Linked DNA regions of Mus musculus: region 2 is linked to region 1. A link is a loop called in an ENCODE intact Hi-C map of the cell type or tissue named here. Cell type or tissue: heart. All regions are shown on one strand. Each heading gives the region's core, and the rest is flanking DNA. Links, peaks and the distances in the headings are about the cores only.

Evidence for each region. Peaks named below come from ENCODE experiments on the same cell type or tissue, not always from the same donor. Only the 100,000 strongest peaks of a DNase experiment are listed, where the experiment ranks them.
Region 2: it touches region 1 in a loop (4-fold over the local background); 3 of 42 quality-filtered maps call a loop at or near these places.

The regions. Positions count from the first base shown.
Region 1 is chr11:6,624,421-6,635,962 of GRCm38, reverse strand. It overlaps Tbrg4 (transforming growth factor beta regulated gene 4), which reads left to right and starts at 9,896. Exons shown (of 12, transcript NM_134011.3): 1 at 9,896-9,998; 2 at 10,750-10,814. It overlaps Wap (whey acidic protein), which reads left to right. Exons shown (of 4, transcript NM_011709.5): 4 at 334-480. The coding sequence ends at 350. In heart, for the core only: CTCF peaks have their summits at 6,071 (motif pointing right) and 7,234 (motif pointing left); DNase peaks (open chromatin) are centred at 7,222, 8,062 and 9,872; H3K4me3 peaks cover 1,673 bases; H3K27ac peaks cover 1,567 bases.
Region 2 is chr11:6,361,185-6,372,726 of GRCm38, reverse strand. No RefSeq gene overlaps it. Among named protein-coding and RNA genes, the nearest start is that of Zmiz2, 28 kb to the left of the region's middle. In heart, for the core only: a CTCF peak has its summit at 6,575 (motif pointing left); a DNase peak (open chromatin) is centred at 6,586; H3K4me3 peaks cover 284 bases; H3K27ac peaks cover 970 bases.

The sequences.
Region 1 (11,542 bases), core at 2,448-10,447:
AAATAAAAAATAAATAAATAAATCTTTGGGCTGGAGCGAGCAGGGACTGAGCGAGCGGGGCTAACCAGAGCAAGCAGGGTTGACTGGAGCGAGTAGAGGTCCTAAATACAATTCCCAACAACCACATGAAGGCTCAACAACTGTACAACTACAGTGTACTCATACACATAAAAATAAATAAATAAATCTTAAAAAAAGAAAGAAAGAATTGTACACACTCACCTGCAAAGCCAGTAAAGGTCTCCAGCCTTCAGGTCCCTGGAATGCTGGGCCTGACTAGGCTAGAAGCAGAGGTGACCTCCCTCCTCTCATCCCCATCCATCTCCCCTACAGTGATAACCCTTCAGTGAGCAGCCGGCCCTGGCATCCCTGCCTGTCGGGAGTGACCAGCCCAAGTCTATACAGCAAGACCCTTCACTCCTGGATCCAGAGAGAACATAATGCTTTCAATCTGCTGCTAATAAAAATCCATTTGGCTTTATGTCTCTGTCTGTCTGTCTGTCTGTCCTGAGCTCCTGAAGGAACGACAAAGCAGGCACAGGCCTGCATTACCCTAGGATCTCCAGGGTGGCAAGACAGCCACAGGTGATTTCCCAGTAGTGAGGAGCAAGCATGGGAGGGTGGGATGCTGACTCAGGCTTGCTGAGCTACAGCCAAACTCCATCCAGATTGTGGGACCAAGGTAGACCTCAGGACCAGGAAAGAAATGGGCATCGTCTGCATCTGAATCCTTCCAAGGTACGACCAGCCCCAGCCCCAGACAGAAGAGAAGCTGAGTTTGCAAGGGGCTTGTCTTAATTGGGGTTTCCACTGCTGCAATGAAACACCATGACCAAAAAAGCAAGTTGGGGAGGAAAAGATTTATTTGGTTAATACATTCATGTCATTCATCACTGAAGGAAGTCAGGACAGGAACTCACACAGGGCAGGAACCTGGAGGCCGGAGCTGATGCAGAGGCCATGGAAGATGCTACTGGCTTGCTCAGCCTGCTTTCTAATAGAACCCAAGACTGTGGTCTCTGCAGCCCAGGGATGACACCATCCACAGTGGGCTCCTCCCACCCCAATCAATAACTAGTTAAAAAAAAAAAGTCTTACAGATGGATCTTTTTTCTTTTTTAAACTTATTTATTTACTATATGTAAGTACACTGTAGCTGTCTCCAGACACACCAGAAGAGGGCATCAGATCCCATTACAGATGGTTGTGAGCCACCATGTGCTTGCTGAGATTTGAACTCAGAAGAGCAGTCAAAGCTCTTAACCACTGAGCCATCTCTCCAGCCCCTTACAGCTGGATCTTAAGGAGGCATTTCTTCAATTAAGGTTCCATCCACTCAGATAACTAGTTTTATGTAAAGTTGATGGAAGACTAGCCAGCATTGGGAGTCAAGGCCTTGAAGCCTTAGCTAACGTGGAAGCGTGGAGGAAGCAAGGCGTAGTAATCGAGTGCACAGGGTAAGGTCAGCCATGCACCGACACAGCTCCCAGCCAGCATCGTATAGGCTCTCCAGCAAGGCATGTGTGCCCCACTCAGACAAGCAGCATAACGCACAGCTCCTGCCAATGCTGACAATCAGCCCAGATTCACATCAGACTCCAGCTTCAGATACCAGCTCCAAGTCTAGCGCCGCCCCACTTCCACCGTCCCTTTGTAACTAGAAGTAGAGATGTTCTAAAGAGAGACTCATGACCCCTCCCTTTGGCTATCAGGCTACTGAGACATTCTCACTCTGGGAGAATCAAAGGGCGGAAGCTCTGTCCAGTCAGGAGAAATCTGTCTCTGGTGCTGGTTATTTGTTTTTATTTTTGTTTTGTTTTTCTGTCAACTTGACCCAAGCCAAGGTCACCCAGGGAGAGGGAACCTCGTTTGAGATTCCCTCAGATTGGCTTGTAGACATGTAGGACATTGTCTTGATTAGTCATTGGTGTGGGAGAACCCAGGTCACTGTGGGTGGTGCCATCCCTGGGCAGGTAGCCCTGTAGGTATATTAGAAAATAAGTAAATAAAACTAGGCGAAACAAGTCAGGGTGAGCAAGCCAGTAAAGTTCCCGCATGGTCTCTGCTTCAGTTCCTGCTCTGAATTCCTGCCCTTCAAAATGGACTACAACTGTAACTGTAATAAGCCCTTTCCTCACCACAAGTAGCTTTTGATCATGGTCATTATCACAGCAATGCAAACTTCCCAAGAGGAGAGTTCACATATGCTGACAGCTTACCAGACCACCTTACCTTTGGATAGATTGGAGAAGAGACAATGTCAGGTCAGTGATGGGCGGGACCACATCTTGCCCAGGGCTGCTCAGCTGTGTATGCCTCTTGTCCCCTATGTAAGTCTAAACCTCACCCAGGACCTCAAAGATGGAGCTAGGGAATCAATGGGCCTCTTTATTTGTTCCTCAGCTTGTAACTACTAAATGATCGTTAATTGGTGTGCTGAGGGCAGGTGGCTCAGCCTGGCTTGTTAGGACTGCCAGAGCCCAGGCCTTGACACTAATTACTCCAGAAATACCTTCAAGTTAAATAAGCCGTTAGAATAACTCATAAAAGCACTTCAAGCACTGAGCTTATAAAGGGTCATGAAGGACAGAGATCAAGAGTAGCCAGATTGTCTTACTCGATGACCTATGGCCATAAAGAGACACCATGGCCATGACAACTCTTATAAGATTTTAATTTAATTTAATTGGGGCTTACATTTAATTGGCTTATATTTTCAGAGGTTTGGTCCATCATCATCAAGATGGAAGCCTGATGACACATAGGCAGATGTGGTGCTGGAAAAGGAGCTGCAAGTTCTACATCAGAGCCCACAGGCAGCATGAAGAGAGGGTGCCACTGGGCCTGGCTTGGGCTTTTGAAATCCCAAAGGCCACCCCTAGTAACACATTTCTTCCAACAATGAGGCTATACCTCCCAATCCCTAATGGCCACACATTTAAATCTTTGAGCCTAAGGGGACCACTCTTATTCAAAACCCCACACAGATGAAGAGAAGTAAGGAGGGGCCAAGGGGTGGAAGATGCAGGAATGTCCCTATGGGACAGACACCCACCAGGCACACCAGAAATCTTCCTCATCATTCAAGTCCAGAGCTTTTAGGAAGTTTCATTACATAATCATGATCGATTAAACTACTGACTGTCGGTGACTGAATTCAGCCACCATCCCCTCTCTCGTACCTGGAGGTCATGAGTTGATCTGGGAGGTCCAGCCCACACTAATCCTGTGCCTGGTCTTTGTGGTGACCAGCCCATCTGAACCTGCAGAAGTTCCCATATGATCAGTCCCCATTTGAAGCTATGGAAACCACCCTTTCAAGTCTCTATGCTGGGAAGATAAACATCTTGTCACACAAAGAAGCACATGAAAAAAGCAAAAGGAAGTCAGCACGGGCAAGGCAATTTCTTTTCTGCAAAAAGAAGCATGCATCAGAAGCCAAACCAGGCTAGAAAGCAGCACTCTTAGCCAAAATGGCCTCCAGCTCTCATCTCTGATGTAAATGGTGACTGTGTTTCTTCCCGTTGGTGGGAGCTCAACTTCATAACTGATGGGATTGACATTTGACGCAATTAGCTAATGGGTATAAAGAGGGAGGAGGGGACTTGGGAAATATGGGTCCTTGTTAGGCTAGCTACCTGGGTAGAAAAACACAAAACAATATTTCTTACACCCATCTGAAGCTATGATTTGGCTGCATCTCAAATGAACTGGATCAGACTAGGGTAGTGTTTTATAGCAATTTCCCCTGAGACAAAAATCCTCCATCTTGGAGAGAATCCTAGAAAGTCATGGGATTTTCTAAAAAGGGGTGCCAGCTAAAACTCAAAAGCTCCATCCTGCAGAGAAGCTAGTTAAAACTCAGGAAGTAAACAACACAAAACTTTCAGGAAGTTTCTGAAACTGATCACATGTGCTAGGCTCCTCCTTCCTCAAATGTATATAAGCAGTAAAAACTGCTGAAAGACACTCTTGGGCCAGTAAGCCATATGGAAAAAAACTCAGACCAGCAAGCTACTTGTAAAGGACCCTCCCCAGCCCATGGAGCTGCCTACCTGCTGCACAGTATGCTCCAGGTTCCCAGTTTTCATGAGCCGTTGCTCACACTAGGGTGGGCTTCGGTAGTTAAGTCGTCTCGAGTCACTTCTGCTCCTGTAAGTAACCCTCTGTGGTGGTGTGAATGAGAACGGCCCCATAGGTTCCTGTGCTTGGATGCATGGTCATCAGCCGGTGGAACTCTTTGGGAAGGACTAGGGGCTGTGACCTTTTGGAGATGTGTCACCAAGGTTTCAAAAGTCCATGCTATTCCCAGTGTAGGTTCTTTCTCTCTCTGCCTCCTACTGTGGATCAAGATGCAAACCTTCAGCTACTGCTTCAGTGCCAAGCCTGCTTACTTCCATGCTCCTTGTCATGATGGTCATGGACTTTAACCCTCTGAAACAGTAAACTCTCAATAAACTCTTTCTGTATGTTGTCTTGATCATAGTGGCTTATCACCGCAATAGGAAAGTAACTAAGACACCTTCACTCATACTGCTATGAGTAACCCAAAGAACACTCATTGTTTCATCAAGCTGGACTTTGGCAGTCTCTTACTGTGATCCATCATTGGTTCCCTATCTGGGCTGAGTAGATATTTGTTCATGTCTCTCCTTTCTTGCCTCCTACCAGTCATAATAAAGGGAAGGTCACATGGCTTTGCCATCTTAAGGGCCAAATACTGGGAAGATTAATTTTAATTGTTAATTTGACTGAATTTAGAATCAGCATGGAGGAGCTGGAGAGATGGCTCAGTGGTTAAGAGCACTGGTTGTTCTTCCAGGAGTCTGAGTTCAATTCCCAGCAACCACATGGTGGCTCACAACCATCTATAATGGAATCTGATGCCCTCTTCTGATGTGTCTGAAGACCGTGACAGTATACTCACATATATAAAATAAATAAATCATTAGAAAAAAAAAGATACCAGGCAGTGGTGGCCTTTAATCCCAGCACTTGGGAGGCAAAGGTGTGCTGATTAAGATGTTTCTAGACTGCTTGCTGACAGGAGCGTGATAGAGCTGTCTCATGAGAGGCTCTGCCAGTGCCTGACAAATACACAAGTGGATGCTCACAGCCTTCCATTGGACTGAGCACAGGGTCCCCAATGAAGGAGCTAGAGAAAGGATCCAAGGAGCTGAAGGGGTTTGCAGCCCCATAGGAGGAACAATATGAACCAACCAGTACCCCCAGAGCTCCCTGGGACTAAACCACCAACCAAAGAGTACACATGGTGGGACTCATGGCTCCAGCTGCATATGTGTCAGAGGATGGCCTAGTCAGTCATCAATGGGAGGAGAGGCCCTTAGTCCTGTGAGGACTCTATGCCCCAGTATAGGGAAATGCCAGGGCCAGGAAGTGGGTATGGGTAGGTTTGTGAGCAGGGGGAAGGGGAATGGGATAGGGGGTTTGGGGAGGGAAAATCAGGAAAGGGGATATTAACATTTGAAATGTAAATAAAGGAAACATCCAATAAAAAATAATTGTTCTGGGCTGGTGAGATGGCTCAGCAGTTAAGAGAACTGACTGCTCTTCCAGAGGTCCTGAGTTCAATTCCCAGCAACCACATGGTGGCTTACAACCATCTGTAATGAGATCTGATGCCCTCTTCTGTTTGAAGACAGCTACAGTGTACTCACATACATAAAATAAGTAAATAATTTTTAAAAGGAAGGAAGGAAAGAAAGAAGGAAGAGAAATAATTTCACTTCCATTTGGGACTCAGAAAAAGTATAGATATCTGTCAAATAGAAAAACACAAATTTGGTAAAAGAACAAAAAAAAAATTGTTCTTCTCATACACTGAAAAAAAAAAAGATGTTTCTAGATGACTTTAACAAGGAGAAAAGACCCATGTGAATGGGAGGGAAGGGGTGGAGAACACCATTCTGGGGACTGGAATACCAAAATAAATAAAGAGAAGAAAGTCAAAGCCAGGCATGGTGGCACACATATTATTATTATTATTATTATTATTATTAATTTAAAGTATGACTGCTCTGATGCATATACACCCTCAGGCCAGAAGAGGGCACCAGTTCCCTTATAGATGGTTGTGAGCCACCATGTAGTTGCAGGAATTGAACTTAGGACCTGTGGAAGAGCAGCCAGTTCTCTTAACCTCTGAGCCATCTCACACACATCTTTAATTACATCATGCAAAAGGCAGAGGCAGGAGGATCTCTGAGTCTGAGGCCAGCCAGTGAGCTCCAGGGCAGCCAGGACTGCTCTAAAGACTGTCTCTAACCCTCTCCCCCCACCCTGCAAAAAAAAAATAAAAAATATAGCTGACCATCAACATTCATTTCTCTCTGCTTCCTGACTATGCCTTTTGGGTCTGAGGTGAGGAGGTGCAGTAGCTCTGCTGGCTACTGTGTGCTCAGGTGGCTCAGCAGGTCACCTGTGCATGGAGCTCAAGGCCAGTTCAGTTTCAGCATCCACACCATTCACGTTAGGACCAGTGGTCCTTCTTCCATTCCCTCAAGTCACTGCAGGACTAGGCACCTCCTCCCCACTGAGGCCAGATGAGGCAACCCAGTTAGGGGAACAATATCCACAGGCAGGCAACAGAGTCAGGGTAAGCCTTAAGAAGCATTCTTGGGGCTGGGGAGATGGCTCAGTGGTTAAGAGCACCGACTGCTCTTCCAGAGGTCCTGAGTTCAATTCCCAGCAACCACATGGTGGCTCTCAACCATCTGTAATGGAGTTTGATGCCCTCTTCTGGTGTGTCTGAAGACAACTACAGTGTACTCATATACATTAAATAAATAAATCTTAAAAAAAAAAAGCATTCTTTACAGCACGTTGGTCAATACAATGCCCATGTCCAGATTACAACCTGATCCTGGTCACAGAACTCAGCAGCATCTAAGCATATCTTGCACAAGACCAACCCTAGCAATGGCCTCTGCTCCAGTTTCTGCCTTGAGCTCCTGTCCTTTCTTTGATGATGATGTGTGATGTGAGTCAAGTAAACCACAAGTTGCTTTGGCTATGGTTTTTATCACAGTGATAGCAACCTAACAAAGACATTGGCCAAAGTCCATCTTAAATCCCCTAACACTTTGGGGTTCCTTGCTCCTTTCCTAAAGCTCTACTCCCCAGCACAAGGTTGCCTGACAAACATGGTGGCTGACCCTATCTGAGCTGCATGGCTCTAGCTCCCGGCCACATGGATGCCTGCCACCCGGTGGCTAACCTGTGAACTGCCCAGCTCAAGCTGCAGGGCTATTCTCCAGTCCCCAGGCAGCTTTGAGGTTTATGGCTGACCGGCCCCGGGGTTTTCTTTTTGAACTCTAACTGTCCTAGGCTTCCATTTGTGTGTATGTCCTAAATTATTTTATTAATAACCCTAAGGAAGAACCCTGATTCCCTAGGCGCCATAGAATGGCTCTCCTGGGGTTCCCCAAGATCCCCAATAACACATCTTTCCTACTTAATTATTTAATTGGCAGAGAAAATGAACCCATTCCCATACTTCTAGCTGCCATAGTCCTGGGGCTACAAGGCCTCTGGCACCTGGTCTAGCCTGGGGTTGGTTCCAGGAACTGTGGCGAGGTATAGGCATGAGATGAGGGTGGCTCACAGCTTTAAGGAGCCTTGAGTGGAGGTGCTGTCTTCAGAGGCTCCAGCCTTTCACTGTTACAGAATATCTGATCACACTGTGAACCCTAAGACTGTGTTACTTACTGGAAAACCTGTTTGTAGTTGTGGCAGCTCTTAGCACACAGCTCTAATCCCAAACAATGACAGTAAAGTAAGTTTGTAGAAGGAAGCACCCATGTTTGAAAGTGATGTCTACCTAATTGAGTGGCAGGTGAAGTGAAGAATCAGAGAAGGATCTGACAGAATATGATCTGCCCAACTCTCACAAGAGGAAAGGGAAGCTACTTGAGGGGCAGCGCAGAGAAAAGGAAGGAAGCGGTTTTACTGCGACAGTTGTACAGAGGCAGATTGCCGAGTGAATAAATTAGACACAAGTGAAGACAGGAGCCAGAGAATGAGGACCCAGAAGATTACAACAGATTGCCAAAGTTAGTAGGAGTTCAAGCAAAACAGTCAAGAGGCCAAGAAAGAAGCCAGCTTGAATCAGTCAGTGTGGAGAGTGTGGAGAGTGTGGAGAGGAGTTTTGAGCCAGAACAGCTGAGTTGACCAGCTCAAAAGAAGCTAGAAAGGGTGAGCTTATTCAGCAACAAGTCTCAGAGGCTGAAAACATTCTAGGCCTAGATAAGATTCTACAGAGGCTAGAAGCTTCCAGGACTAGGCCTATTTAGCAAACAGAGGCAGTAGGCCTCCAAGACAACAGTCCCAGCACTAAGAATTTTATACATTCTCAGCTGGCTGTGGTGGTATGTCCACCACTGCAACCCTTCATTTCCTTTCTGGTCCATTTTATCTTTGTTTTGTTTGTTTGTTTTTCCTTTTTGTCATTTTTGCTTTTGGTTTCCTACTAAGAAACTACTGTTTAATCCAAGATAGTAAAAATGTGTTTCCCCTTAGGAGTTTTATATCTATATTATCTCTGACCTTTTTGAGCTAAATTTTGAATTCAGCATGAGACTCTTAAACAAGAACCACCAAGGTAAAGCTAGTGTGGCAATATAATGCTAGCTACTGTAAGGCTAAAGCAAGAGAAGCTTCCCTGGATAATTCAGCAATCTTTTATTAACAAGAACCAGCGTTTACGCTTGATTTTAGCCACAAAGGAGAGAAGTAATACACTCTTACAAACATAAAGATTTTTCAAGGAAAATTTTAAGTTAAATTTTCCTTTCTACAAAATTAGGGCCAGCAGGATAACTTAGTGGGGACCTGGGGGTGGGGGTGGGGCATGTCTTTTGTCCTGCACTCCAGAGGCAGAAGGAGGGGGATCTCTGTGAGTTCAAGACCAGCCTGGTCTACACAGCGAGTTCCAAAACAGCCAAGGCTACAAGGAGAAACGCTGTCTAGGAAAACAGACAGTTAGTTTAGGGGCCACTTGACTGTGAGTTCAATTCCCAGATCCCACATGATTGGAAGAAACAAATTTCCCCAAGTTTTCCTGTGATCTCTTCATGCACACATACACCTTTGTCCCAGAGATGCCGTCTGTGGTTTCCTAGCACTGGGATTACTGGGAAAACTCACCTCCCAACCATCCTACCCAGCATTTTGTACTATCTCCTCAGTCCTGCCGTGCGCTAAGGCAGGGCCTTCTCCAGGTCGTCCCGGCTGTCCTAAACTTGGTATGTAGACCAAGCTAGCCACGACCTCAAAGATCCTTTTTCCTGTCTCCTGGCTGGGGTTTTAAGGTGTGTGCCACCACGCCCGGCTATTCTGCTTCTTGATGCAGGGCCTCCACAGTAGTACAGGCTAGCCCTCGGCCTCCTGCCTCCATTACTGAGATTACAGCAATTTATCGGTGTGCCGTTGTATACGGTATGTCCTTTACTTGTTTAATCTAGACAAACTGCTTGCATTTCCGAAAAGACCTTCAGCTGGAGCTACAACTCGCTTCTCTGTAATTACCCGACACCTGGCAATGCCTTCCCGCCCCGAACCCCAAAGTCAACACGGCGGTCCCAACTCACGCCTCTCCTACAGGACCTGTGAAAGGCCCAAGGGAGTGGGGCAGAACGGGCTGACATCAGAGTCGCTACCCAAACTCCGCACAAGTAGGAGACTCTGGCCCGACGTGCCCTGCCGTGTAGAATTCACCCTCTCCTTCCCGTCTACGTTTCCCACGACCAGGATCTCACTACACTTCCCAGTACCGGAAGCCTGAGCGCAACAAAGATGGCGACTGCGGAAGGGGCGGAGGGCGTGGCCTCCGTCCGGGAGCACTGGGCCACCTAGCTTCCGGCGGCGCGCCAGTGACGTCAGTGAGCGCGCCAGGCCGCGTGGAGGCCGTAGGCTGATGGAGGTCAGTGAGGGTGATCGCCGCCGCAGTCTGGCGTCCTGGAGAGACCGGGTTTCTGAACGTGGGTATCCGAGACGGGAAGCGTGGCTGGGAAGGGCAGCAGTTAGTAAGGACCGGCGGGGCTGTTGTGGGGGGAGCCAGGAAAGGGACTCTCGACACCGTGCCCCAAGGGCGCTGTTCGGTTGCAAATTCGGTTCCGGGCTGCGATTGCGCACGCGCTCCTCGGCCCGCGGTAGACACGAGGCCTATCCCGGGAAGCTCCGCTGCCCGCAGTGACCCTTGGCGTCCCCTGCCAGTCACTTTTCGTGTTTCTGCATTTTAGGTTTCAGGGTCGATATTTACTTAGTCGCAGGTCTTGAAAATCGGTAGTTTGCCAGTGCTTTTTTTTTTTTTTTTTTTTTTTTTTTTTGGTTTTTTGAGACAGGGTTTCTCTGTGTAGCCCTGGCTGTCCTGGAACTCACTCTGTAGACCAGGCTGGCCTCGAACTCAGAAATCCACCTGCCTCTGCCTCCAAAGTGCTGGGATTAAAGGCGTGCACCACCACGCCCGGCTCTCCAGCGCTTCTTTACTGTCTGGGTTCAGTAAGTGATGGATATTGGGTTTGGGCAGATGTCCCCCTTCTGAACCATATTTTATTTCCGTGTAAGTATAATTAAGCTAATCTTTTTACAGCTGCAGTAATGTGTTCACATAACAGTAAAATTAAGCTAGCTATATACCCGAATCCCGGAAGCAGAAAAAATTGAGGTGTTTTCTCCTTTAGTTGAAGCAAAGTCCAGTAACTTGTCTCATTTGGTTCTATCTCACCTTAGGGAACAAGACTGGCAGACTTGCCGAAAGAAACGTCATGTGGTTATGTAGCGTGTTCTCGAAAAAGGTAACATTTTGCAGGACTTAGAAAAAGGCAATGCCGTGCCCTGTGATTGGCAGAGAACGCAGTAGCCAGTTTTGCATTGTGAGATAAAAGTGTGAAGTGTAGTTGGAACAGAGCCTGTATTGTAGGGGTTGGATTAAGATTGGCAAGGTGGTGACTCTGGGTGGTGTTAGGGCTTGTTTGCGGTGATCGATTCAATTTGTGAGTTTTGCTTTAAGGGTTCTGGGGTGTGACTCAGTTGGAACTGCTTGTCTAGCTCACATAAAGGCCTAGATTTGATCTTCGGCACTGAATAAACCAGGAGTGATTGGCTATCTTTAATGTTAGCACTTGGGAGGTGGCCGCAAGAGGAATAGAGAAGTTCAAGGTCATCCTTAGCTATGTAAAGTAATTGTAGTCTTGTTTCTTTCTATGTATATAAGTGAACACGGGGACACATGCAGGCACACAGCCCGGGAGAGAGTCAGGTCCCTGGAGCTGGAGTTACAGGCAGTTGTGAGTCCCTCAATGAGGATGCTAGGGACTGAATTTTGGTTATCTGGAAGAATCGTTCGACTTAGAATATTTAAGCCAATAATTTTTTGATCCTGGATTCCTTTAAAATTAGAAACGTGCCCAGATTTGCATGAAGGAAGCATTGAGGAGGACCTGGAGAGTTTGAAAGTACAACCAGGCCTGGTGCGTCCGGGGCTGAATGCCGAGCTGTGCTATCTGACCACTCTCTCCTGAAG
Region 2 (11,542 bases), core at 2,197-10,196, 260 kb after region 1:
ATCACTGCTGTGGGCCCACAGTGGGGAGGACAACATGGCAGCCAGGAACCAGAACAGGAAAGGGCTGGGGACCAGAATAACTCTCAACACCATACTTCCAGTTCTCCTACCTTCAAGTAGACTATCCAGACGTTGAATCTATCGTGGATCAGTTCATTCATGAGGACTGAGCCCTTATGATCTGGTCACATCTCCAAGCTCTGTCTCTGAACACTGCTTGTACCAGGAACCAAGCTTTCAATACAAGAGCCTTTTGGGACAAACGCTCCAAATCCAAACAATGGCATTAAGATAATCAGTGTAGTATAATGTTGGTGGAGAGAGGACAGAGATCAATGAGCAGAATAGTAAACCTAGAAATAAGCCAGGTGTGGTGGCACATGCCTTTAATCCCAGCACTCGGGATTAGTCTTGAACTTGTGACAAACCTTGCATTCTGCTTTCTGAGTGGTGGAAGTACAGGTGTGGACTCACACTCCTGGATTCCCCAGTTGATTTTTTTTTTTTTAACAAACATACAAAATAAATTCAAGGGCTTGGGATTTAGGTCAATGGTTATAGTGGGACATTTTGGGCCCACCAACAGCTAGATAGCGACACAGACTTATTAGTGTTTATTACAGCCTGTGCCTTCAGCTGAGCAGACTCTCAGCTAGCTCAATCTAAACTAACCCAACTATTCTAGGCTACGACTCGCCATGTCACTAGTTCTTTACCTCTGTGTTACCATTCACATCGGAACACCTGTGTCCGGCTGTCCCAGAGACCCTTTCTCTGGCCGGAAGTTCCGCCCTCCACTTCCTGTCTAGCTACTGTCCATCAGATCTTTACTAAAGCCAATCAGCAAGTGAGGAAGGTGAATGTTTACAGACTAGGAAACCAGGCGATGGCCACAGTCTATGCTGGTACAGAATTAACAATGAGACATACAGAGGCGCACCTTCACATAGTGCACCCCAACAAGTCTATAATTACCAACTGCCAGATTTTGAGTTTGGGTTTCAGCCCCAGGAACAACACAAAACAAGAAGCAAATCAATACAGAAGCCTTGGTCTTTTTGTCAAATGGTGCTGGAACTGCTAGATACATGTGGCCAAAAAAAGAACCCTGACCTTAACTCCACTTCTTATATATTACTCAAGATGAGTCACGGGTAGAATTAGAAACAAAGCAAAACAAAACAAAAAGCCAACTGCAAATGTGGGAGGGAGCTGGGCCAGCGTTACAGCTAAGCAGGTAGAGGGGCTGTGTGAGCCTTGGAACCTGATTCTGCAGAGCTGCCCTTTGACCTCCACATGTGTGCTGTGTGCCCCACATATACATCTCCAACATGCACACACACACACACTATCTTTTTAAAGGAGAGAGGAGCCTACCGTAGGGGTGGGGTTGGGCACTGGCAGGGGATGAAGAGGCATAAAGAAGGTGGTCACCTGGTGAAGACAGATGTTTGAAGGACATTGCATGCACTTGTGAAAAGGGCCCCGTGGTGCAGGTCTGCTATGACAGTTCATGATGAGCATCCACTTAACAAGATCTAGAATCATCCAGGAGACAACCCTGGGGGATGCCTATTGCTGGAGCTTTTGCAGATGTGCCCTGTGTATAAAGAAGACAGGGAGACTAATATAGTTTAAAGCTTATGCATTTTGCTGGGGCTGTCTCCCAGCTAATGTTTAAACTTAGCCCAACTATTTTAGCCTACAACTCGCCATGTCACTAGTTCTATACCTCCCTGCTCTGGTCCAGTCCATGTCTGGTCCCTTCTGTCTCGACTCTCGATTCTCGTGTGTCTCTCTGCATCATTCTCTCTGCATCACTCTCTCTCCCTGGAAGTTCTGCCCCTGTACTTCCTGTCCCAGCTATTGGCCATCAGATCTTTATTACAACCTATCAGCAGCAAGACAGTCTCTGATACATCGATTAGATTGCCTTTAGGAATGAGGGGAAGGACAGAAATGTACAAAATAGAAAATCTGGTGATGGGCCATAAACATGTCAATACCAGAATTCTGCCAGCACTTAGCTCTCTGCAGGACAGAATCAACAACTGGAAATTCAGAGACTGGAAATTCGTACATTGTAGGGACAGTCACGCCCAACATTTGCCGCCCCTAAGGGAGTTTCTAGATTGAGTTGATTCAGGTAGAAAAACAAGACTAAAAGTGGGCTGGAGAGATGGCTCAGTGTTAAAGTGCTTACCAGGAACGCAGATTCCAGAACCCATGATTATATCCAAAGCGGTCCCCCAAAATAGCAGTGCTGGTGACAATGTCCTAAGCATGATTTAGGCCAGGTAAACAGAAGGATCGTTACTGGGAACTAAAGTTGGGTTTGTGTTTACCTGGAGCCTCTCTTCATCCACCCCCCAAGCCATCTACCTGGGGTAAAAGCATCAGTTCCCAAAGCGGCCAGTACCAGCTCAAAGATGTCCATCTGCTGACTCCCAAACAAAAGCCTTCTGGTTTTCTGTTGTTTTCCTTCTCTCAGCATCCCCTTGACCTTGCCAGGAGACATGTTGGCAGTTTGATCCCCAATAAACCCTTCTTTCTACACATGGAGTGGTCTGGTTTGGTGCTGACACTGTGCCCATTACTGTGCCCATTCTCATACCATGTAAATGACTGGTGGGCTTGGAGGCCAAGCTGTAATTCTGGCTTCAGGAGGCAGAGTCAAGGGATCCTCAGAGCAGGATGGCTAGGAAGACTAGTCATCTTGGTGAGCTGTTAGTAAGTGAGAGACTGGGCCTTAGTATATAAGGTAGAAGAGCTATTGATTCACCACAGCGACCTCAGGTTTCCATAAACACACACACACACACACACACACGTCTGTGCATCCCACACATGTGCAAAGCCAACATACACAGGAAATGGGTGTGGAAAGAGCTGGGTATGGTGACACCTGCCTTTATTCCCAGCATTCAGGAGGCAGAGGCTTGTGAATATCTATTAATTCAAGGCTGGCCTGGTCTATGTCGAGGGTTCCAGGCCAACCAGAACTACAGAAGACTCTGAAGGGGAATAGGTAAGCAGAGAACCAACATTCACTCTTCTCTGCTTCCTGGCTGTAGACACAATATGCATAGCTGTGTCATACTCCTGCCACTGTGATGCCCTCAAACTGTGAGGCAAAATAAACCAGACCTTGAGGTGCACTTAAGACTAGTCTGGGAACTTAGTGGAACTATGTCTCAAAGCTTAAAAAAAAAGGAAAGTTTTGCTGGTGGTTTTAATTCCAGGGGCAGAGACAGGTAGATCTCTGAGTTCAAGGCCAGTTAGAGCTACAGAGGAAGACTAAGCTAAAACAAAACAAAACCAAAGAAAACACACACAAACAAAAAACAACAAACAATATATTTAAAGTTAGGAAAGGGATTTTAAAGAAATGTCAAATATACATTTTTTTTTTGCCAAATACTGTAAAACTTATGTTAACAAGGAATATATATCCTCTTATTTTTTATTTTTTGGTTTATTTGAGACGGGGTCTCTTTATACAGTCCAGCTGTCCTGTACCTCACTGTATAGGCCAAACAGAGGTCCAAATTTACAGAGATCCAACTGCCTCAGTTTCCTGAATGCTAGGATTAAAAATGTGCATCACCATGCCTGGTGCCAGAGCCCCTTGGTACTGGAATTATAGGTGGTGGTGGACTGCTATAGGATGCTGGGAATCAAACCCTGGTCCTCTGAAAGAGCAGCCAGTGAGTTAACTATGGGGTCATCTCTCCAGCCCTAAACTCAAACCTTTTATCTTTCCCACCTAGTAAAACTTTATATCAATATTTTAATCCTTCCTCTCTCAGCCAGTAAAACCTTTGTTTATACAAAGGCCTGATGGGGGCTGGTGAGATGGCTCAGTGGGTAAGAGCACCCGACTGCTCTTCAGAAGGTCCAGAGTTCAAATCCCAGCAACCACATGGTGGCTCACAACCATCTGTAACAAGATCTGACTCCCTCTTCTGGAGTGTCTGAAGACAGCTACAGTGTACTTACATATAATAAATAAATAAATCTAAAAAAAACAAAAAAACAAAACAACAACAACAATAAAAAAAAAACAAAGGCCTGATGGATTAAAGGGGTTGACCCCACCCCTTCTTTCTTTTTGTACTGATTTTTTTTTTTTTTTTTTTTTTTTTTTTGAGACAGGGTTTCTCTGTGTAGCCCTGGCTGTCCTGGAACTCACTTTTTAGATCAGGCTGGCCTCAAACTCAGAAATCCGCCTGCCTCTGCCTCCCGAGTGCTGAGATTAAAGGCATGTGCCATCACCGCCCCACTAATTTTCCATATTCTTATTTTCTCACAAAACCTTGAATCTGCATGATAGAAACTCTCAGTTTTTTCCCTTGAAGTGGCCATCTCACCACTTCTTCTGTAGCCTCCCCCAAGCCTGAAGCAGGCTGAGCCAGACATTGACCTTTTCTGCCACTAAGGAGATTACCTAAAATGGAGCCTTCCTAGATCATTCTATTGTTCTGCCACTGCCGTTGTTCCTCTTCAAGATACTGCTACCTGTGGGGAGGCCGCCGAGCAATTCCTGAGACTACACCCTATCCTGCATGTGGTCACATGCAGCTGGGCTCCAAGGATGAATTGGTGGGAATGGGCCTTCCCCCCCTTTATAAGCGCATTTGCCATTAAACATTTGAGCCTTGATCAGAACCTTGTCTTGGCTCCATTTCTCTCGGCCTAGTTCCCCTCTCTTTTCAGCCCCAGTTTGCCTCCCAGGTGGAACCCAGTTCATGTGAGCCGCAGGACGTTTCCAACATTCTTCCTCTTGTTTTTCTTCTTCCTCCTCCTCCTCTTCTTCTAGACAGGTATAGCCCTGGATGTCCTAGAACTTGCTCTGTCGTCTTTGCTGGTTTTGAACTTGCAGAGATCCCCCTGTCTCTGCCTCCCAACGGCTGGAGGGCATGTGCCACCACTGCCCGGCGCCCATCGCTTCTTTTTAAATATTTGCCAAACATCTGGGTTTGTAAGCCAATTGTCTTTTCACACAGAAATGCCTTGGTTTGACACAGGAACTGCACTAGCATATTTCATATTTTTCGAAATGACATTCAGTATGGCTATCTGGGTTTGCCTTTACTTCTCATGCATGCATTCAGGAGTTAAAGTTAACAAATTAAAGTCGAATTGCTTTGTCATGTTCTGAAGTGAACGTGGAGGTTTGTGCTAGCTGGTTTAAGTCGGCTGAGAAAGCATGGGGACCACACTGTGATGGTTCTACTCTTCCCAGCAAAAAGTTCACCCACAAAATACAAGTAAAGTCTTTTGTTTTGAAAACTGACTTGACCTTATTGACCTCTGACCAGGCCTCAGAGACCGAACGGGTCTAACAGGTTGGGCCTGTTGAGTGCTCCTGACCATTCCAGTAATGTGGACTGTGTTACTGTGTCTAACCCCCCCCTTGCCCCCTCCCGTGCAGCCCACCACAGTCTGCATCTTTGTACTGAGAAGGCTAGGGTGAGTCCATGACAGACTTAAAACTGGCAGTTAAGGAGTCTAGGCCTAAAAAGTGAGCAAGTCCAGGCAAGCACAGGCAAGTCAATTACTTATAGAAAACACCCCAGGCTCCAGCCTTCCCATCCAGGTAACAGAATGTCCCAGCCGCCTGGCCTGAGGCAGGGAGAATGGGTCAGCAGCAGTTTCCAGACTCCCTCAGCTACTCCTCAGTAACAGTTCCCAGACCTCCCCAGCAAGTTTTCAGCCCCCATATCCTGGTAATGGAATGTCCATAGAGATGGACCCAACAGGTTACCATAGGGGTCACCTACCCGGAATTCCCTAATGTGCTTTACCTCAGGCATGCAGGCTCACTTGCTGTCTCTATCTTGGTAATGGGAAACCCAGCATGCTGGTCTTCAGAATAAAATACTCTGAGTTTGCACACTTCTTGAGTCTGGGAGACATTCTTCGGAGAATCAGGGACTCTTACCTTACCATAGCAGTCTCCCCACTTTCCCAGAACCCGGAGAGTCCCTATTTTTCCACGCCTGTCATTAACTGCCTCCCTTATTCCCTCAGGGCCTGTGGGCAAGGCTGAGAGAGAGCGCAGTCCTGGCCTGCATCCTTCCTGACTGCTGTAGTGGAGAGTGGAACAGCTGTCATCCGTTTTCTACTTCCTTTCTCTAGGCCACCCTGGACTGTGTTCCTTCCATCCTGTTAATCTTTAGTTTAATATTTATTGACCTTTATGATTTATTTTATAGGTGTATGTCTTTGTGCCTGAGTTTATGTGTACTCTGTCCTGTGTGCTGTGCTCATGGAGGCTAGAGGGCACGGGATTCCTGGGGCTGGTAATGTGGATAAATTGAACCCAACCTGGGTCGTCCTGAGGAACACTTAGTATTCTTAACCGTTGAGCTATTTCTTTACCTCACTGTTCTCTCCTTTCATGCTGATTTTCCTGGCTTCAATTACCTTCGGAGGTCCTGTGTCTAAATGCAAACTGCTAATGTCCTGAATCTTTAGTCTTCTGATTGCCTTCATCCCTTAACCTGCTGCTCCCTACCCACGCCTGGCCACACGCTCCAGCTGCATTGCTCTCTGTGCTGCCCCCTGCTGCTGGAAACGAAACGATGCACGGAAAACTCACTTTATAAGGACAGCCCGACATCTCGCCCAGGCTGTTCACTATTTCCTGTCTTACCGGAAGCCTGTGCTGGAAACCCCAGGGCGTTTCCCAATAGTCAGGTCGGGCTGCTTAGCAAGCAGTATACATGCACTGTTTTATCTAACTTCACTGTAAGGTGCTCTCTCTTCCTCTCCCTCTGTCTCTTTGGTTTTTTCGAGACAGGGTTTCTCTGTACAGCCCTGGCTGTCCTGGAACTAACAGGTCTGTAGACCAGGCTGGCCTTGAATTCAGAAATCCACCTGCCTCTGCCTCCCAAGTGCTCAGATTAAAGAAATTCGCCACCACTGCCTGGCAAGGCTCTCTCTTTTTAAAAAAGAATTATTCGTTTATTTATTTTTATTTTATGTGTATGGTTCTTTTGTCTGCTTGTATGTCTGTGTAGCATGTACATGCAGAATTCAGATCCCCGGAACTGAAGTTACAGGCAGTTGTTAGCTGCCATGTGGGTGCTGGGAATTGAACCAGTATCCTCTGGAAGAGCAACCAGTGCTCTTAACCACTGAGCCATCTCTTCAGCTCCTCCCTCCCCCAAAAGTTCTCAAAGGCAAAAATGTTATTCTTCTTTCTTAGTACATTCTCCTACTTACTAATGTCTGTCAGCATCCTTAAAAAGCCAACCACTTACCAGCTAACCCTTGCCCGCTCACTCAGCAGCCAAGATGTGATATGATATCTTCATCCCTCCCTAGCTGGTTAACGGATCTGTTTTTACAGACAAGGCAATGGACAAGCAATGTTGCCATCTTTCTGAGAAAGGAAGAATGGTATTGGGTGATGGCTCAGAATGACACTGGGAAAATCCCAGCAAGACCATTGACAGATACTGATGTGGTCCTAAGTGAGAGACGTGAAGCCGGAAGACTGAGAACTTCAGGCCATTGCAATAGTTTGAATGAAAATGGTCCCATAGGCCCATAGGGACTGGTACTGTTGGGAGGTGTGGCCTTGTTGGAGGAAGTGTATCACTGGGGGCAGGCTTTGTGGTCTCAAAAGCTCAAACCAGGCCTAGCGTGGGCTCACTGACTCTTCCTGCTGCCTGTGGATCGAGACGCAGAACTCTCAGCTACTCTTCCAGAATCATGTCTGCCTGCACATGACAATAATGGACTAACCCAGCCCAATTAAATGTTTTCCTTTGTAAGAGTTGCTGAGCTCATGGTGTCTCTTCATAGCAATAAAACCCTAACTAAGACAGTCTTCCTTGATTACAAAGAAAGTTCCACCATCTCTGCGACAGGGAAAGAGGGGGTTTGGGGAGGTAGAGGCTGATCTCGGTGGTGGTTTGAATGAGAATAGCCCCATAAACTCATATTCACATGCGTAGTCACCAGGGAGCGGTACTATTTGAAAGGATTAAAGGGATTAGGAGGTGTGCCCTGGGGGTGTGCTTTGAGGTTCTAAAGTCTATACCAATTCCAGAGTCTCTCTGTTGCTATTTAAAAACATCTATTTTTCTAAGCAAGGGTTAAATCTAAGTTACATATACAAGAGCTGAATTATGTAGTAAATCTTTAGTTATAATTTTTTTTTAGATTTATTTATTTATTATATGTAAGTACACTGTAGCTTTCTTCACACACTCCAGAAGAGGGAGTCAGATCTTGTTACGGATGGTTGTGAGCCACCATGTGGTTGCTGGGATTTGAACTCTGGACCTTCGGAAGAGCAGTCGGGTGCTCTTACCCACTAAGCCATCTCACCAGCCCTAGTTATAAATTTTAAGCCAAGTTTTGTTACAGATTTTATAAATTTTAAACCATACCCAATGAATTTACAAATCCTGAGATAGTTTATAGCATCGTATCTTATTTATTTATTTATTTATTTATTTATTTATTTATAGAGCAGAGTATAGAGAAATCACAGGGATTAAAGATTTTTTGAGAGTAGGAAGTTGAACCTTAGAGATAAGAGGCTCTGGAGTCATTTGCTTGTGGCAGAAGTTGTTACAGTCTACAAGAACGTGGACATCAAGTGTGCTAATTTTGGGTCATTGATCTGTACTAAGGTCAAGCTGTACTAATAAAATCTGAGTCTATTGAGGAAGAGAGGGGGGGGATGGCAAAGGGGAACACCACATGGAGAGGCAGGGGAGGGAAGGGAGGTGCTTCTATAAGCCCAGAGAGAGAGCTGAGAGTGGAAGCAAGCTGGGGAGCTGCAGGCTGAAGCAGGCAACCAGGGGAATGCTGGGGAAAGGGAGCCAGTGAGGGTCTTTAGTAGAGAGATCTAGATGGGTGTAGAATGCTGTCCATATGGCGGGTGACTCAAGAGTGTAGCAGGCTCCAGGAGCAGAGGGACACCTATGACCCAGACAAGGAGAGGAGACAAGGTCCCAGGAGGACTTAAAAAAGATGCTTAGCAGGCAGCTCCTGGGGGGAAGCAGGGAAACTCTCAAGGTACAGGCCCAGAAGGGCACAAAGGAAGACAGAGCAGGTAGGCAAATGGTTAGAACGGGTCAAGTGGCTGCTGAACAATCAGACTCTAGGATCTGGAATCACATTTTGTGGTTGGTAGAAGCCAGCAGAAACAAACGATCCATACACACCTCAGGAGAGTCAGAAACTCAGGACATGACTGGACATGGTGGTGGAGGAGGAGTTTATTGTAGATATGAGGGAGAGCAGAGCCAGAGGCAGGGACATCTGGGAGAATCCAAAGTGGAGATGTCCTTGAGCCAAGTGAAGAGAGAGGAGAGGAGAGGGAAAGAGAGGGCGTAGAGAGGAACCAGGTACAGCAGCCAGGAGTCCCAAAATAGAGTAGTCAAAAAGATGAGGTAACTAAAATGGTTGGATTATATAGGGAAGGGGGGGGGGAGGTCTGCAGTGAGGAGGGCCCTGTAACAGATAGGCACTGAGGGATGCCAGGTGAGAGAACCTGGAGGCTTTGATCTGTTCAATAGGTACCTCAGCCTTTTGTCCCAGGTTTGAAACTTAACACCTAGGAATCCTACCTGCAGGCTGCCATGCTCACTGCCATGGGGACAATGGGCTAAACTGAAACTGTGAGCCAGTTCCCAATTAAGTGATTCCTTTTATGAGAACTGCCTTGGTCATGGTCTCTTCACAGCAATAGAACAGTGACCAAGTCTATCTCCAAACAAAGTGTAAGTTATGCATCCCACAACGCCCTGAAGTGGGAACTTAAGGGTTCTCTAGAAAGTCAGTTGGATGGGGTTTTGCTGGGGCAAACACACGAAGGGACTTTTTGTTAAAGTGGACACAAGTGTGAAAGGCTAAGGCAGACTCCTGAAGAAATGTTTCACTGAAGCAGACACTGGGGAAAGGATGTGCTACTAAAGCAAGCACAGGACAGGACATGCGATGAAGGATTCTTTGCTAACAACACACATGTATTGGTCTGCCTTACATTGCACAGTTGAGCTGCATTTGTCTAGAACTCTATAGACAGAAATGCACCAGAAAACTTCTAGTGGTGTGCTGTAGTTTGTTGTTGCTTCTGGGGACTCAGGGCTGACTGGATACATGTACTGAGGCAAGATACCTATTGAGGCACAGTAGAGAATTTCTCCTGGCGTTCCTGTCGGTCCCTCCTGTTGACTCGAGCCAAGGCTGAGGCCTGGCTGTCTCTGCTAGGTCCTGTCACCGCTGTTGCTAACCCGACTCTACCAAACTGGACTGCTGGTGCATCCGTGAAGTGTTACGAGTGGATAGAGCTGCTGCTGCTGACCTGTGAACTGAACTGCTTATTTCTAGATAACACGGACGTGAGTTGTTCCAAAGAACCTCTCTAAACAGGTCCACTGCCCCCATATCCTTTCTTTTCCACTTCTTGTGGTGGTGGGCTAAAGGGAGGTTAAAGTGTTTAAGAACCAGCATTAAAAATAAGGTCCCAGCTGGGCGTGGTGGCGCACGCCTTTAGTCCCAGCACTTGGGAGGCAGAGGCAGGCGGATTTCTGAGTTCGAGGCCAGCCTGGTCTACAGAGTGAGTTCCAGGACAGCCAGGGCTACACAGAGAAACCCTGTCTCGAAAAACCAAAATAAATAAATAAATAAATAAATAAATAAATAAATAAATAAGGCCCCCCCCCAAACACCAAACAAAAACTAACAATAATAATCAAAACCCCCAGGCAGGGGCTGGGGAGATATTGTAATCAGCCTATAAACATGAGGTTGGGGTCCATCTCTGGAACTTGGGCTATGGAGCTGTGCTTGATCGTATAGGTGTGTAATGCCAGAGCTAGGGAGGTGGAGCCAGGGAGACCCTAGATCTGATGACCACCAGGCAAGGAGATTGCACTAAAAAGGAGAAAATCTTTACACTTGAGAGGATTAGTGTCTAGAATATATAATGAACAACAAAAAAATGAACACTAAGAAAACATACAATCTAAAAATTGGTTACAGAATGAAACCCATTTCTCAAAAGAAGAAAGAAAAAGGGCTAGGGAACATTTTTAAAATGTTCAATATCCTTAGGCATTATGGAAATGCAGATTAAAACCACTTTAAAATTCCATCTGGGACTGGAGAGGTGACTCAGTTGTTAAGAACACTTCTTGCTCTTACATAGAGGACCTGGGTTCAATTCCCACATGGGGCTCACAACTTATCTGTAACTCCCATTCCAGGGGATCCTACACTTTTTCCAGAGGCAGCAGGGATGCACATGGTACACAGACATGCATGCAGCCAAAACCCTCTTAAACATAAAATCTCATTAGCTGGGTGGTGGTGCTGCATGCCTTTGATCCCAGCACGTGAGAGGCAGAGGCTGGTGGATCTCTGAGTTCGAGGCCAGCCTGGTCTACAAAGTGAGTTCCAGGACAGCCAGGGCTAGCTATACAGAGAAACTCTGACTTGAAAAACAAAACAGAAAACCAAAAAAAAAAAAAAAAAAAAATCCATCTGACCTCAGTATGAATGGTGTTCAGTGCCC